Regions from separate parts of the Mus musculus genome. Here region 2 is linked to region 1. The links are chromatin loops, found by intact Hi-C in ENCODE. Cell type or tissue: gastrocnemius. All regions are shown on one strand. Links, peaks and the distances in the headings refer to the core of each region. The heading gives the core; the rest is flanking DNA.

Region 1 (7,324 bases), core at 3,325-7,324:
CCAGCTCAGGTGACAAACAGGTAACACCTGCAAAAACCTAACCAGCTCATCTTCAACTGGGAGCCTACAGCACAGAGGGTTAAAGAAAGGGTTTTTGAGGTAGAGTCTTGCAGTGGGCTAGGATGATGAACTTGGCACAACATCCATGTAGCTCAAGTAGGGTTCTAAGATGTACGTACCTTTTTGAGACAGAATATTGCTACATGACACAGTGGCTCGAGCTAAAGTCACAAGCATTATATCCCCTCCAACAGAGTTGGGAAGCCAGTTGTTTCCAGGGGCATGTATGTGGAGGAAGCTACTCCCATGTTAGCTCCCAAGGACCAGCATCTGCACTCTTCTGCGTTAGTTATCAGCGTCTCAGATATATATCCTCACCCACCAGAGGAGGCGCCAGAACTTCCACACCCACTATACCAAAACAACATTAATAAACATGAGCTGCCATTCAGCACCCACCTCAGTAAGCAGAACATACCCGTGTGGCCGACAAAAACAGCAAGGCACAAGCTCAGCCTACAGCATTCAATGTTAAACGTGATAAAGGCATTGACCCACCAAGTCTGTCTCTTGCAATCAAAGTACTTCAGACCTCAGATGCCACCCAGTAGGGAAGGTTTTCCCAAGCAAAATAAACCAACTCCTCCAGCTAACTACCTGTTCTTTAGTGCCAACAGAGGCAGACACAAGTGAATTACACAGGACAATACACCAGACAACATCAAGCTCTGCTTATGATAGTACCAGAAGCCCCAGGAGGTAGTGTCAGGCTTCCCCAAGAGATTGTTAGGGAAGGGTCCAGGGAATCTACTAGAGGCCCATTGTTAAGGACATATGGAGAAGCTACCTACTCAGGGTGGGAAGGGGTGGTGGCCTCAGGTCACAGTATCATTTTAAGAAAGGACTGCTCCTTGGGGAGGCTTATCACCACCATCGTCCAGAAAATCCAAGCTGGATCACAAAGAGGCTCCACTACACACCCATTAGGGTGGCCAGAGAAGAGATGAATTGGTGCTGTAGGGTGTGGCAGCCACTGGAAGTGCCTAGGCACTTTCCAGGCAGCAAATCTGGAAGTGCCTAGAAGTCAGTTTCTTTCAATGAAGAGCCCAGACCCCAGTACCCCACCCCAGAACGGTAACACCAGCCCAAATAGGATAAAAACATCCCAACCAATGACCATCAGTTCATCAAAAACAATGAAGGGCCAAACAAACATCCATCCATGGACTGTCAGTCAGCCTCAAAAAGATAAGGAAGGGGGGCTGGTGAGATGGCTCAGTGGGTAAGAGCACCCGACTGCTCTTCCGAAGGTCAGGAGTTCAAATCCCAGCAACCACATGGTGGCTCACAACCATCTGTAACAAGATCTGACTCCCTCTTCTGGAGTGTCTGAAGACAGCTACAGTGTACTTACATTAATAAAATAAATAAATAAATAAAAAAAAAAAAAAAAAAAAGATAAGGAAGCCTGTCTTAGTGATATACACATGTAATTCCAGCACTTAGGAGGCAGGAGGATCAAAAAGTCTGAGGCCAGCTTCTTTCTTTCTTTCTTCCTTCCTTCCTTCCTTTCTTTTTTTTTTTCCCCCAAGACAGGGTTTCTCTATAGCCCTGGCTGTCCTGGAACTCACTCTGTAGACCAGGCTGGCCTCGAACTTAGAAATCCACCTGCCTCTGCCTCCCAAGTGCCACCACTGCCCGGCTTAAGACCCTGTTTCGAAATAAGTAAGTGGGGCTGGAGAGATGGCTCAGCGGTTAAGAGCTGTGACTGCTCTTCCAGAGGACCTGAGTTCAATTCTCAGCAACCACATGGCAGCTCACAACCATTTATAATATGACCTGGTGCCCTCTTCTGGCCTTCAGGCTTATACGCAGAGAGAACATGGTATACAAGATAAACCCTTTTAAAAAAGAAAAAGAAAAGAATTTAAAAAGGGAGGAGTGGGAACATCCTCTTGGGAGACGGGGGTGGGGGTTGGGGGTGAGTGGGTGGAGAAGGAATGGGATGAGGAACTGTAGAGGGTGGTAATGACTGGACTGTTAGAGCAGAGGCAGCACATCACCACACAGCTCTGTACAAACACCAAACACCACTGCTGGGCAGGCCAGGCTCTTCTGATTGAACACCAGGAGGCACCAGTGTGTCCAGAGGACACACTGTCACCGTGCACTTTTTTGGCCCTTCTCTTGAGGGCAAGGCTCACCTAGGCTATATGATATGGTTTCTGTGGGGAACAGAGGTGATAGCAGGCTGTGGCCTCCCTTGCTCTCTTCCTGCAGTTCTGCAAGAACCAGTGCCTTGCACACCAAGAGGACCCTATCACTGAACTAAGCCATACCCTCAGGCCCTTTAAAATTTTTATTTTTGACCCAGAGTTTCAAAGTTGTCAGGGCCTCTAAGTCACTCCAGCTGGCAGTGAACTTCCAAACCTTGTCTCCATCTCCAAATGCCAGGGTTATAAGCCTGTGCCACTAGTCTAGGCACCTTATCTGCTTGATTATCTCCTAGCAAATGAGGTAGAAACTTGCTATCGTTCCACTGAAGTCAAGAGAACTTCAGTAGCTGTCTGCTGAACCTCTCCTACAAGGCATTCTTCCCCCCACTTCCACTCCACCCACCAGAAGATACCTCTAGCCTCTCAATCCTAGTTTCAGAAGACATCCCAATCACTCCCATGTCCTACTTAGGTGTCACTCCCAAATACAACTTAGTAGGAACAGAGAGCATCTCCTGTGCCCAATGGCTATGTTTGTAGCCCTGCTGAGGTGCAGCCAGAGAGAATACAGACTCCAAACCACCCACATTAAAGCTCCAAGGGGCTGGACACAAATTGTTGGGTGTACGAGAATTTTGGTTTCCTTAAAAAAAAACGCAGAAATACTATAAAAAATGTTTTCATTTTAATTCCAGGTGTAGGACACGGGGCTGCTTCAGACTGTCCACAGCAGCTATGATTTGCCCTCATGCTCTAGCAGGGGCTTGATTCTGACAGCTGCAGATTCTGATTGCATGTTTAGAATTTTGGGGACTTTTCAGAGGGTACATAAATGCTAGGGTTCCTAGAGGTGTTGTTGGTGTCTCAGTTTGTTAAGTAGTTGTGCACAAAGAAACAAGATGTACTCATTCATAGTTCAAACTTGAATTTCAGACAAAATCTAGACATCGCCTTTCCAGTCAGCAGCTGCCCAGCCCAATCTGCAATCCCTTTTAGGTGTGGTCGGGGTGCTCAGCAAGTCCTCCTGACCCTTTGTAACAGCTCAGTCCTGATGCCTGTGCCCTTTCACCACTAACCCTCCACTACTTTCCCTGTATCCTGGCTAACAGCACATATCTCCTAGAGGACACAGAATTAGAGGTTGGATAATGGCCATGCAGATTCATCTACATCAGTACCCACGGCCTGTGAATATTATCCCATGGCAAAGCATTCAGTGTAGACAAGTTACATGAAGGCTCCTTCAAGACTCAATTATCCTGGACTATCTGGGACAGTCCAATGTTCAAGCACAGGGCTTCTGTAAGGAAGGCAGGAAGCTCAAAGGAAGAAGCTTCAAGTTGGACGGAGGCAAAGAAGCCTGAGGGGACACAAAGAGCCTCAAAATGAGGTAGCCTCTAGATACTGGTATGGCTAGGAACCCAGTGCCTTGGGAACTCCAAAATTCTATTAAGGTGCCAAGTGTGTGCTCTCTGAATCTTTTAACCTGTCATAACAGCAAGGGGGAGTTAACCAGTACAGGTGACACCCAAAACGTGGGAGCTGGTACAGAAGCATGAGGCCAACTCAGTGATAAGTTACAACAGTGACTTCTAAAGGGGAGGTGTTGTAAGAGAAGGGCAGGGGCTCTAGAGAACTCTGAGCATCTGGCCACGTGGCACTGCCCTTTCCCCAGCCAAACTGGCCTTGGCCTTCCTGCCCTTGTTTGCCAGGACACCCACACCTCCAACTCCTGTCCCTCTGGCCTTCGTGACCCAGTTTTACTTGTTCCCTAGCACTGTGTGGAGATTATGCTTTCGAGTTTTCTGTCCCCACACAAGCAACTGATTCAGAAGTGTGCTGCTGCCCAAGGGGGTGAGGTGGGGGTAGCACAGTGCTGGGGGCTATATGAACAAAGTCCCGACCTTGTCCTCTATGTGCTGGAGGAGATAGTCATGCACAAGTATGGAAGGACAGGAAGAGAAGCTACACCAGATTCTGAGCTCCTAGGAAGAGCTTTCCCTCAGCTACCCCTTTAGCATTACCTGGTACTGATGAAGACTCACCCTTCCCTGTACCAAGTGGAAGGGATACTTTTACTTATTAGGAAAAGGATAGACACACAATACCATGTACACTCACACTGGGAAGACAAGTAGCAGGTTGGTGCACACCCCACCAAAATCTAAGTAGGCAGACCAACTCCTGCCCACAAACAGAACCCATAAAGCCCAATCCTTTTCCATCACACAAGGCTGTTCTCTCAACTGGGAAACCAGGGCCTGCCACAATAGTACAGGGATGAGAAGCAACCAGGTGGACAAAAATAAAGATATACGAAGCGTCACAACAAAACCTCTTTGCACACTAACCAAAACAATTTAACAGCAACAACAAAATCTAGGTAATAGTCCAGGTTTGAGGCCTCACAGGACAGGGTGGGGAACTCTGCTCTATCAAAGACAACTGTGGCCATGCAAAATTCTTCTTACCCTTTTTCAGGCCCCAGTCTTGTCTTTCACAACTAAGCTAGTGCCTTTGGGATGCTAGGCCCCTTCTTAGCACAAAGCCCCAGATTTTCAGTGTTCTGCCCAGGGGGCTCCTATACAGGTCTTTGCTACCTAGGAGCTGTTGCCAGGTGCTCTGTGGTCCCCAGAGAATTCCCTCAGCCCTTCCTAACCATCAGAGCCCGGCTGATGCAACTGCCTGCAACCAGCCGCCTCACTCCCCAGCTCAGGCCCCTCCGCACTGGAAAAGAGTTCCAAGCAGCTCCACCCTTGCTTCTGGCTCCCCACAGGATTTGTTTTTTGTTTTTGTTTTTTGAGAGGAAAGAGACTAGGCTGCCACTTGAGCCGGGGTGAGGGTTAGGAAGAGAGAATAGCACACATGATGGACACATAACAGTCTGGTACTGGCCAAGGCTCAGGGTGGCAGGCCTCCAGGGATGATCACAACTCCCATAAAGTGACGGCTGTGCACATGCTGGGGAGGGCATGGCAGCTAAATGTGAAAACCAGCTCTTGAGTTAAGGTGGATCTGAGGGCGGGGGAAGCATCTGGGTAGGACCTCAGGAAAGAAAAAAGAAGTACCATGGGGAAGACTATGGGCTGGTACCCCCACTCTGCACTGTCTTTGAAACCTTTCGATTATTCCAAAAGTTTACTTTAAAATACCAAACTCAAGGAAAGGAGCACCACCGGCACAGCAACATGGCACAATGTTTCAAATAAAAACCAGCACCTGTGGGGCCCAGGGATGCAGCTCAGGTGGTAGAATGTCCATTTAGCATGCAGTTCATGAAGCTCTGGGTCCATCCCATTTCTGTATTCGTAGCAGACTCCACATGGACTTAACAAAGCCCATAGCTGGCAAGGGAGGGCTGGAGTCTAAACACATCAAATCACGCCTGTGCTCAAACACTGGCAGAAGATAAGAATTCACACTCTGATGGCTCAGTGTTACAGAGCACTGACTGCTTTTCCAGAGCAACCACATGGTGGCTCACAACCATCTGCAATGGAATCTGATGCCCTCTTCTGGTGTGTCTGAAGAGAACCTGTGTACTTACATAAATAAAATCTAAAAAAAAAAAAAGAGTGCCCATTCCAAGGGGAATTATCTCAAGGACTTGTAACTTTCAAAATCAGTATTCCCCACCTGCTCTGAATCTTTTACAGTACCAGGGATGGACACCAGAGTCTGGAAAGCAGTATTCTGGCCAACACTCTGCCACCAACCTCCAACCCCAGCCCATTACATATTTTTTTAAAATCAGGATCTTTGTTAAGTTCTCTAGACAGCCAAGAACTCACTTTCTAGTCAAGGCAAGCCTTGAGCTTTTTTCCTCCCCTTACTCAGTATGTAGACCTGTCACTACAGGTGGTGGAGGTCAGAGGACAACCGTCTAGAGTTGCTTTTGTCCTTCTACCAAGTGGGTCCTGAGGATGGAACTCAGGAGGGTTGAGTTTAGAGATCACCACCAGAGCCATCTCAAAGCAGCTCCAGCCCTGACCTTGACTTTCAATACTCCTGTCTTAGCCTCCTAAGTAGGTGAGATATCAAGCCTGGCCTCTGGACTTTTTCTTTTTAAAACACATTGAGGCCAGTCAGTATGACCCTGAACTCATGATTTCTTTTCTCCCATCTCCCAAATCCTGAGAATACAGGCAAGTCAAGCCCAATCCATGTGGTGCTTGGACAGAGACTAAGGTTCTGGTGTTAAAAACAGACGAGCATTCTTGAGCTCTATCTCCAACCATTCAGTCTCTCAGCTGCTACAAATATGACACACTGACTGACTTTCACATGGAATGCCAGCCATGTACATGAACATGGGGTAGAAAACAGGGTTCACGCATCATCCCCGGTGAAGGACAAGAGGGACTCTTTTACTAAATGGAATATAAATGTCCTATTTTGGACAGGATCAAGAAATAATTATCTAGTGGGGTCAGCAAGAGAGCAAGGACTGCAAGAAAGTCAGAGCAAGGGCAAAACCTTAGAGGTCGGCAGGGATGGCTGGAAACAGAAACCTTGGAGGTGGGACACACAGAACGATCATATGGCTAAGAATCTGGGGTAGGGAGAGTAAAAGAGGTGAAGTCAGGGTTTTTTTCTAAAAGAAAATACAATGACTGAGCAGTGGGTAAAGGCTGCCAAATAGTTTGACCCGAGTTCCGTCCCTGGGACTCACATGGTCAGAGAACCAACTCCTGCTAGCTCTCCTCTGACCACCACAATAAATGTTAAAACAAAACAAACAAAAATATGTTGAAGAGTCTCGTGGTTAGGACTTCGTGGCCTACTTTCCATAGCTGATATATCTGTGCGCGTATACAGCGCTCTACAAGTACTTGGGAAGCGTTATCTCGCGGTTGCTGCCTGGAACTCCTCTATGAAGCCTAAGCTAGCTTGCGCCATTCGGCGATGGGCTTAACCCACGAGGTCTCGGGTGGCAAATTCGTGAAGCAGGGAGAGAGAACGAGACGAGCTGGTTTCGGGTGTGAAAGACACATCGGATCTGACCGATTCAGGAGACCGAGCCCGGGCCCCCAGCCTGAAGCAGAGAGTGGAGGGTCAGGGCGACATGGCGGGCCCGGGGTCGCCACCGCCCCGTCGGGGCCGCGCGA
Region 2 (10,253 bases), core at 2,847-6,846, 54 kb after region 1:
GGGCGGCACGGCCCCAGAGCTCAAAACTGTCTCCTGCTGGAATGCATGGCAGAGAATTCACTTGAGGCTGCAGAAGGCTGGGGCTCTCCTGAGTGGCTGTCTACCCATCCCTTCTGCTCCTCACAGGGGTCTGAACTCCTCCCCTACCAGAGGAGAGCTTGGGCTAGTACAGGGTGCTGCAGACCCTCACACTCACTTCTGCTTCTGCCTAGTTATCTTTTCGGTGTTGGGAAGGCAATTTGTCCATGGCAGGGACCCATAAAGCCACTTGAGCATACAGTAGCCCAAGGTCTGGAGATCGCTGCGGCGGGAGGGTCCTGGGGAGAAAGGGGAGAGGTGGTAGCTTAGTCCAGCTGTCAGACCTCTTCATGGGTCTACCCCCAGCTCTCCACTCCAGCCGTGAAAACCATCTTAGCCATCACTGCTCAGTCCCTGGCTTCCCTTATATGGCCCACGACTCTCACATACTCTGCTGCTGTCACCCACTCCAGTATCCCATTGCCCTGTCTGTTCATCCTCTGTTAATACAGTTATAAAGGAGCCCTGGGTGCCTGTGCACCCAGCCCGGCCTCTCATCTCCCAAACCGTTCATAGTTAAGTGGGAAAAGATTGTGGTGCTGAGCTACCTCATCATAGAGGAGAGAGAACAGGTCACTTTCCTTTTGCCTCCTAACTCACTCTTCAGACAGCTGCGCACTAAGATGCAGTGCAGGCACGCCCCTGTGCAGGGACCTTAGTCTGATGGAAGCATGTGTGCTGGCAGAGGGATGGTCATGACACAGACTCAGAAAGAGGGGCTGGGGGACCTGTGGAAGGCTGTCAGCCCTCTTTGCACATTTTCCCCGGATAGCCTGATCCTCTTGTTCAGTGTGTAATTCCCACAAGACTACAAAGATCTCATGCTCCAGTAGTGAATGGCCCACATTTCTGTACTGCCCTTCCTAGGTGACCCTAAAACAGCACTCATCATCTCCCAACTCTGCCTGATTAGAAATCTGAACCTCTGGAAACATGACATTCCTGCCCAGCTGTTCACGTTCCTGGGTTCTAGATCCCATATGCCTACTACTCAAAGGCCACCATACAGCCCTCCTTGGTTCTGAAGAAGAGAACAAATTCCCTCACATGGCCAGGACACCCCCACAGTCCCAGTCCCCACCAGGGGACTTTTATGCTCCTCTACTTCTGGTGTCTATTATGCATGATCCAGAATGTGGAGGCCATGGGTGTGAGCGTAGCATGTAGGAGGCATGTCGTGGTGGAGCCGCTCTCACCGCATCCCTTGTGCAGGTCCATGCTAATGAACTCCAAGTCCCCATCGTGTGGACTCCTGCTGCCTTCTTTGTAGGCCACGTGTTTGCCACCTGGGCAGTATCGGTAGGTGAAGCCATAGCCCACCAGGGTCACCTGTGGACAAGGAGGAGGCACACAGACCTGAGGTTAGGGCTGCAGACTCCAATGTGGCATAGCTGCCTGTGTCAATCGCTGCCTATCTAATCCCAGCAGCTGTGAAGGGGGAGGCGTGGGGTTGGCTATGACTGCAGGAGGCCAGGGTGGGGCTGGCTATGACTGCAGGAGGCCAGGCGTGAATTCAGCAGCATCCCTACTTTGGGCCTCAGCTGAGATGCAACACTATGGTGGACCAAGTGTGGAGTGGGGGCTGCTCACATTGCAGGCTAAAGAGTAGAGAGCAATGGAGGGGAGACAGGGAGAAGACAAGAAACTTCTTCCACGGGCTGGAGAGATGCCTGAGCAGCTACAAGCACTGGCTGTTCTTCAGAGGCTCTGTGCTCAATTCCCAGCACCCACATGGCAGCTCACAATAGTCTCTAACTCCAATTCCAGGGACTCCTACACCCTCACAAATATACACATGCAAGTGAAACATCAATGCTCATAAAATTAAAATAAATAGATCTTGAAAAAAAAAGATGCACCCTTGAAAGGCATGCTCTTGGGCCCCACTCCTCTGGATTCTTACCACCTTGTAAAGACACCACCAAATGATGGCTCCAACAGTGGAGAAGTCTAGTGTGGAGTCAGAGCCCTTTGATCAAGTCACACACAAACCCCAACTCTGAACACTAAGCTGGGAACTGAGCTTTCAACACATAAGCCGCTTAGTTCTGACCTTGCTTGAACTCCTAGCACTCCACCTGCCTTAGGTCCTAAAGCTCCACCAGCACATGTGCCTTTGGAGAGACTCATATCCAAATGCTAACACTGTTTTTGGAGACCCCTGAAGGCCAGGCTAACCTGAAACTGTATGTACTTGAGGATGACTGAACATTTTTGTTTTGTTTGAGACAGGGTCTTTACACAGCCCTGGGTATATTTGAACTCACTATGTAGACCAGGCTAGCCTTGAACTCAGAGATAACCTGGCCCTGCTCCCCAAGTGCTGGGATTAAGGCATGCACCATTGCAACCAGCTTAGGGTAACTGAACTCCTGATCCTCCTATCTCCACTCTCTAAACGCCGAGATGATAGCTGTGTGCCGATATGCCCAGTTTATGTAGTGCCAGAGATGGAACCCAGGGTTTTATACATGTTAGGCAATGGAGCCACATCCCCAGCACCACAAAAGTGTGTGTGTGTGTGTGTGTGTGTGTGTTGGAGGGGTCTCGCTCTCACCTGGCTCAGATCCTCTGGATTCACAAAGACATTCTCAGCTGTCAGGTTCCCGTGAACATACTCATTTTCATGGAGATACTCCAGAGCATCCAGCTGGAGGAAGGAAGTATTGAGGTGGGATGACAGAGCAATGACAAATGGGGAAGGGGCAAAGCTGTCAACCTGGGACCATCACTGTGAGTGGAGTACCCTGCCAAGTTCTAGGGTTGCATTCACTGTGGTGGCAAGCCTGTGAAGAACTCAGCAGTCAGCTGGTGTGTGGCTTTTCCTCTACCTCCTGTGCTGACTTAAGACGTTCCCCTGCAGCTGCACTGCACTGCACCCTGCACTGCACTGTACTCTGCACTGTCAGAGCTCTGCTAAGTTTTCTAAGAGAGAAGGCAAATGGTTAAACTCCTCACTGGGGGTTCTAGGTAGGCGCTCCGGTGTTGAGCTACGTCCCTTCCCAGAAATTTCTGCCTGTCTGTTCAGCTCCACCTTTTACATGAAGCTTTGGAGTGCCGTGAGGACTCATCTGGGTGTCAGTCACATCCTGCTTATCTCTGCAGACACCTCCTTGACTCTGGGGCTGAGCCATCCATCACGTACCCCTTGTTCTGATTTCTAGTCTCTCCCTCCCCTGGCCAGGATGCTCTGCAAACCCATCTTCTTCCAGCCGAGCCTTCATCTTGCCTCTAGTCTTCTTACTCCAGCTCAACTCTGCATGGCTTGAGGGTCTTTCTGCCTCATCTGCCCAACTTTCTCATGGATCCCAGTATCCCCTGCTACTTACCTGGAACTTGCAACCCTGTGATAGTCGCTTGCTGCTCTCTGCACACACCAACCGCCCCTCTCCCCACTATACACTGAACTACAACATTTACCTCACCCAACAAGCGCATCACCCCCTTGGTACTTCTATCACTCCAGCGATGTGATCCGACTCCTTCTTCATTAGGCACGGGTCATTTCTAAAAACCAACTGTTTGCCAGAGCCCTACCACCTAACTGTGCAAATGAAGTCATGAAGACAGGACTGGCTGCCCTCTGTTCCACCCCAGCCAGGGGAAGCTTGGTATATGGTGACTACTGAGAGCACAAATGAGTCAATGAATGGATATGGGAGTAAGTGAATGAGTGACAGCTGTACAAGCTGTGGTGGTTTGAATGAGATGGCCTCCAAATAGTCTTGGGTATTTGACAACTTGGTCCCTAGTTGGTTCAACTGTTTGAGAAGCATTAGGAGATGTGGCCTTGTGGGAGGGGGTGTTACTGGGGTTGGACTCGTGGTTTCAAAAGGCTCTTGCCATTTCCATACGCACTCTGCCTGTGCTCTGTGGCTGTAAGGTATGAGTGCTGGCTGCTCAGCTGCCCGATGACTGTTACTGCCACTCTGCCATCATGGACTCACCTCTCTGGAACTGGAGGCTTTCTTAAGTGATCCTTTCTAAGGGGAGGTTTTGATACTAACATCCTGTTTCCTGATTGGTTCTTGATTTGTTGGTAAAGAAGGCTGGGGGACAATTGCTGGGCAGAAAGTACAGGTGGGACTTCCAGGTCCCAGGGGAAAAAGGCAGATGCGAGGAAGGAAGGAGAGGGGGCTTTTTCTGCCATGCTTTGGAGGAAGAAGAACACAGCAGTCACGAGAGGTCTCGGGGAGAGCTTGGGCCTATGGACTCCACTACAGGCAGGTGGCCAAGGCTGCTTGGCAGGGGCTAAGTGGGACTAGCCACTAAGTTTAGGGCAAGTGGAGAGGCGGAGATAATAAACTGGAAAGGGCACTCTTTTCAAGGTGGGAGATATCTGCCCCCAGCAATTGTGTCTAGAAGGTAAGTTGTAAAATGACAAGCTGTGTGTGTCTTTTATCCTCAGGTTCAGGGAAATTGGAGAGGATTGGTAGCAGAGTCACCCCCAGAGCCAAAGGTGGGCAGTACAAAGGGAAGGTGGGAGGGGCCTGAGCTCAGTCCATCATGGCAAAGGTGGTAGTTTTTTTAAAACTACACACAACAGTCCTTGGTCACAATGTCTTATCACAGTAAGAGAAGAGTAACTAAGATAGCCTTGGCCCAAGTGATCTCCTTAGCCTGGGAAGTTCTCTTCCATAACACCACGAGTCCTTGTCCCAGCGCCTTGCTACTTTCCACTCATCTCGAGAGTCCAAGCTCAAAGCCATGGCCTGCACCCTCTGTTCCAGGCTAGACCTCCTGGCTGATCTTACGAGGCATCATCACCCCCCAGGGCTAGACCACTGGCATTCTGCCCTCTGTGCATCCCTGAAGATCACTTTATCAGCCTGATGGGGAAGTTGGGGTTTAAAGAGGATGTGGGATGGTTTTGAGGTACGTACCAGCCTGCAGGCCACCTGAAGCACACATCTCTCTGATACCACATGCTTTGGGTTGTCATCCAGGGCTGACTGAAGGCTCCTCCCCAGGCTGGGGAATACTAGGAACCTAGAACACAGAGGACCTGGGGAGCTGGAGATATGCAATGCCAAGCCCTGCAAGATATTCTATAGGGACTGGGCAGTGCTGGCAAGCTAGGACAGTAGTCTCCACCAGTGCTAGTGTACAGCTGTGTGCGCCTCCCGCTTTCCTCTAAGTTCTCACGCTGCAGTTAAGGGGACTGAGGTGCCTCACCCCTTAGTTCTTACCCAATCTGTAAACAAGTCCATTTACTTTTGCCAATGCCCACATCCTGGTTCGAGGCAAGCAAGGAGCCTTTTAGGTGTTTCTTAGCCCCTGCCCTCTGCTGCTTCTTTTCCCTTTCCCTCTGCTGCCCAGATTGAAAAATGAAATGAAAATTTAAAAAGCACAATTACAGGACAGTGGGGCTTTGGTCAGCTGCTGTTCTGCAAGTGAAGCTGAAGAAACTCAGCATTTGGCCAGCTGGACCTACGCTAATCACGAGGCGCAGTCCCATCCTGAGGGAAGGCAACCCCTTTGTCCCCGAGAAATGCCCATCCATGCCACAGAGTGACCAGCAGGCGGGAGCAGCGGGGGCGGCCAGCAAGCGAGGAGGCTCACCTGTACTTGTCCTGGTGAATGCCAAAGCCGATACAGGTGGGGATGGCCAGGAGCGGGAGCAAGAACTGCTTCTTCCATTTGTTCACTGCAGGAGGCAGAGACTCGGGGTCAGATCCATGGCCAGTGCCAGTCCCAAAGAAACAGCCTCTGCTTAGGCCAGAAGCAGAGAGAACCCAACCAGACTCTCGGTCTCTTTATTGGTTCTCCTTGGTCTGACAGCCTTGTGGGTGTCAGGGAGAAGAGGCAGGGATACAGGTGGGCACATCTGTGGTCCATGTCTACAGGTGACTTCTGAGCGAGCATGCACAAAGCTGGCATGAGGGGAAGAGGGTAATTGCAACAGGGCGGGGCTTTGATGGGCTCAGTTGGCAGAGTGCTTGTACATTAAATAATGTTCTATCCTCAGCACTGCATAAAAGCTACTGTGGCGGAGCACACTGGTAATCCTGTTACTCAGGAGTCCAAGGTCTTCCTTGGCTACATTTCTAGTTCAAAGAACCCAGGACTTCAGGAGACTGTGTCTCAAAAACAGAAAAGAAGGGAGGTGATCTCTGAGTTTACAAGTAAAGCTGACAACAGCATCACTGGGGCCCTATGCTACTGCAGAGGACTGTGTGTGTATGTGTGTGCCTGTGTGTGTATGTGTGTGCCTGTGTGTGTGTGTGTGTGTGTGTAGACCTGGCCAGGTACAGGTGAGCAGGGAAACCCATGGGGGCTAGCATCTCAACTACTACCTATGAGGTAAATCCTTCCCACCAGGCCAGTTTCAGGGCAGCAATACAACAGGACTGAATGCAGCTGGACGGGGCAGAGCATGCAGAGTAGCATTTCCACAGATTTATACAACGCAGATCGCATGGCTCACAGAACACAGAAAAAAATGTGAGTAATTTTGTTTTGAATGTAACCAATTTGGTTAAAAGTTTCCCTAACAATTTATGATGTCACAGCCAGCACACAGTGTTCATGACAGTCACCACATATTTCTTAAGAGCTGCTACAGGCCAGGCCCACCTGTCTGTCCTCTGAGGGTGATGGGGGCTGGCTTGTGTGTGCAGGAGAGATGCACACTCAGGTCTTTGGTCACTTCATAAAATACCTCGAGGACCCTGTCACCCAACCCAACTCCCCTGCCCAGTCCCCGTGGAATACCTTGCAGAGGCTTGGCTACTCTCTGAAAGAAGTTCTGCTCATTGAAAAGGCGCCCATCCTTGGAGTCCTGGGGATGACAGGGGAGCAGAGCAGAGACTGTCACACCCAACTCCCTTAGACAAGGGCCATAGATTCCCACAAGACCTCACTGCCACTTCATCAGATTCAGTCTCTTCCTGTCCTACACCAGATCCAGTTCCTGGACTGTCACGGCCGAGCAGGCTTTGCTTCCTGGTGCCCAGCAATCTTTGATTATTTTATGGCAAAATCCACGCATTTGCCCCCAGATATGTGGCCCTCAGCTAAAACCTTAATTTTCTAGCCTCCTTTTCAATGAGGCATGGCTTCATGATCAAGTTCTGGCCAATGAGGACATGACTAGAACTTCCAGGGAGTTCCAGATCAACCTAGCCTATGTACTAAAAACCTGTCAAAAACAAACAAACAAAAATACGTATCAGGGGCTGAAGAGACAGCTCAGTGGTTAAGAGCACAGGTTGTTCTTGCAGAGAACCCAGGTTTAGTTCTCAGAGACTATCATCAGGCAGCTTACAACCACTTGTAACCCTAGTTCTAGGGGAGCTGGCACCCGCTCTTGGCCTTTGTGGGCACCAAACATGAAAGTGGTACAGATATACAGGCAGTCAAAATACTCCTACACATAAAATAAATACATATATTAAAGATTGGGTCTTTTTCATATATATCTATACACACACATCTCCATCCTTCCATCCATCCATCCATGAATGAATCAGCCAAGCCTAATTTTTTAGTTATACATAGTACTCTTCCTTAGTTCTTGTTTTTGTTTTGTTTTGTTTTATTTTTGTTTTTCGAGACAGGATTTCTCTGTGTAGCCCTGGCTGTCCTAGAACTCACTCTGCAGACCAGGCTGGCCTCGAACTCAGAAATCTGCCTGCCTCTGCCTCCTGCGTGCTGGGATTAAAGGCATGTACCACAACTTCCCGGCTGCCTCTGCCTCCCGAGGGCTGGGATTACAGGCGTGCACCACCACCGCTCGGCTTTTTTGTTTTCTCCCTTGGTTCTTATGACCATAGTGTTAGACACAGCGAGGTTTCTGTCCAACACCCTTCTCCCTTTCTCTCTTCTGGTCTCCCTTCCCTTCCCTTTCTCTCCCACCTCTACATCCCCTTAATTCTTCTAGGACATGGCTTCATGTATCCAAGGCTGGCCTCAAACTGCTGGTGTAGCTGAAGACTGTCAACGCCTGATTCTCCTGCCTCCACATTCTAAGTGTTGGGGTGACAGGAATGCACCATACCTGGCTTGTGTGGTGCTGGGAATGGAGCCTGGGACTCTGCATGCTGGGCAGGTACTATACTTCCTGAGCTGCATCTCCAACCTCACTCCTTTCTTCTTTCTTTCTACCCACCTCTCTCCATTCCTTTCTTCTTATCTGTTAAGTCTGGAATACAGTAGCTACCTCAAAGGCTTGCTGATAGAATCCAGGGACAGTGCATGGGGCTCACTTAGCTGGGGCCTGTCACCCAGGAGCTCTGCAGCAGATGGCACTAGGTCTTGGGGTTCCTGCACAGACATAGTCCACCCCTACATCCTCTTGCTCATGCTATCACTCTCTCCGCTTCCTGGCTGCCACAACTGGAGCTGCTCTTGGCTACACCCCTCCCAGGTGATTGACAAGAGAGCTGCACTGCTTGGCAATGCCTTCCCCATATGACAGACTCATAGTTCTGAAACCAGGAACCAGATAAACCCTCCCTCCCTTGATGTGCTTTACAGACATTTTGTCACAGTGACCAAAAGGTGATAAATACAGTATGTGACAATCACACTCTATGTATGAGGTGGGCATCAGAGGACAGGTAGGCACAGGAAGCTAGCTGTACTGATGCAGAAACTTGCAGCTGACAGGGGACAGGGTTCCACGGTCAGGAAACATCAGAGGCAGATGTAAGGACAAGCCTCACCTCTGCTCCCCAGTATGAGGAAGGAATGTGCCCAGCCAGGGTCCCACGGCTATTCACAGACCAGGAGCACCCTGTTTTCAGGGTGGGCTCAGAGGTCAAGCATGGATTTGAAAAGCCCCACACCTGCCTGCCTTTCTCAGCTGCTTGCTCCTGGACCACTCACCAGTTTGAGTGAGAATCTCCACTTCTGGGTCCTTGATTCAGAGGGGACGGCAGAAGTAGGCTCAGCTGTGGAGTGGCCAGAGAGAAACATTAGAGCAGAAGGGGGGTGTCAGGGCCTAATCCCCGAGCTGCTCACAACCAAGGACCAGTTCTCTGGTTCACATGGGGAAGTGCACACTTGGTGCTCAGCAGCTGCCCTTCATGTTTTCTGCCTCCCTATCTTCCTTCCTCTCTTCAAAGTTCCAAGGGTTGAATCTAGAGTCTTGTATTAGCCAAGTGTGATAGATCTGTCAACTTGACACAACCCAGAATTAAGTGGGAAGAAAGTCTCAGTGAGGGATTGTTTGTACTGGTTTGGCCTGTAAGGAAGTGTCTTATCTGATGTGGGAGAACTTAGTCCATGTAGGTGGCTCCATTCCCTAGGCAGGGTTTCCTGACTGTTAGAGAGTGGAGACAAGCTGATCACAAGTAAGCAAACATGCATCCAACATTTTTCTTCATTCTTTATGGCTGTGACTAGTCCCCTTGAGTTCCTGCCTTAATTTTCAGGTTACTATGACCTGGAACTGTGGGCTAAATGTACCTCCTTCTCCCGAAAGTGGCTTCCTGGCAGTGTTCTGACACTCCACCTTCATCACACCCCCAGCTCTGACCCTCACTGTGACCATCAGCTTGACGGGCTTGAGGAGAGGCTGTGCAAGCACAGTTCTGCCTGACTCTCTGATGACATCAGAGATTAGGGGGTCCTCGGGGCTCTGACCTGAACAGTGCATTAATCCTTTGAAGGATTCAATTATACTGGCATCACTGGGGGGGGGGGGCTAAGCTGGAGGAAGGAAATGGTTGTGGCATGCCCCTGAAGGCCATCCCTTGCCCTGGTCACTCCCTAGAATGCTGATTCCTGGATATGTGGTCTGGGCTGCTCTGCTTTATGGTTCCTCCCTCCCGAGCCCATCTTTCCCCCTGAACTTGCTGTACTTGGGTATCGTATTCCATCCGTGTGGTGCTGCATGGCCTGGAGCATCCCTGTGCACTGGGACAGTGTGTACCTTCATAGAGAATGCCTTGGTCATCCCGGATCTGCAGGGCCCCCAGGGTCCAGTGTTTCCCATTCTGGTCTGTCAGCTCTGTTCCTGTGGCTAGAGCCTGGAGTGAGGTGGTCACCCGGGTCCGCTTCAGAGTCTGAGGGCTCTGCCTGTTGGAAAGTGGGCTGCCTTTGGGGGTCAGGGGTCTGCTCCGGGTGCCTGCAGGGAAATGACCCCATAAAGAGAAAGCAGAATGGAGCGAAGTAGTGCCCAGGACACTGCTCCTGATTTTGTTCAGGAATTTTCCTGACTTCCCACAGAG

The links. Hi-C counts contacts between places; a loop is a spot of excess contacts. Peaks named below come from ENCODE experiments on the same cell type or tissue, not always from the same donor. Only the 100,000 strongest peaks of a DNase experiment are listed, where the experiment ranks them.
Region 2: a loop joins it to region 1, with 2.0 times the contacts of the local background. A loop is called at or near these places in 10 of 42 quality-filtered maps.

Annotation. Positions count from the first base shown.
Region 1 is chr7:44,816,680-44,824,003 of GRCm38, reverse strand. All of the region lies in intron 1 of Nup62 (nucleoporin 62), which reads right to left. All of the region lies in intron 1 of Il4i1b (interleukin 4 induced 1B), which reads right to left. Among named protein-coding and RNA genes, the nearest start is that of Il4i1b, 4.0 kb to the right of the region's middle. In gastrocnemius, for the core only: a CTCF peak has its summit at 5,702 (motif pointing left); a DNase peak (open chromatin) is centred at 4,944; H3K4me3 peaks cover 3,784 bases; H3K27ac peaks cover 4,000 bases.
Region 2 is chr7:44,759,597-44,769,849 of GRCm38, reverse strand. It overlaps Vrk3 (vaccinia related kinase 3), which reads right to left. Exons shown (of 15, transcript NM_133945.1): 5 at 9,956-10,150; 6 at 8,908-8,972; 7 at 6,793-6,859; 8 at 5,641-5,725; 9 at 4,962-5,067; 10 at 2,636-2,728; 11 at 1,275-1,407; 12 at 197-317. Among named protein-coding and RNA genes, the nearest start is that of Vrk3, 16 kb to the right of the region's middle. In gastrocnemius, for the core only: no CTCF peak of the experiment used is centred there; no DNase peak of the experiment used is centred there.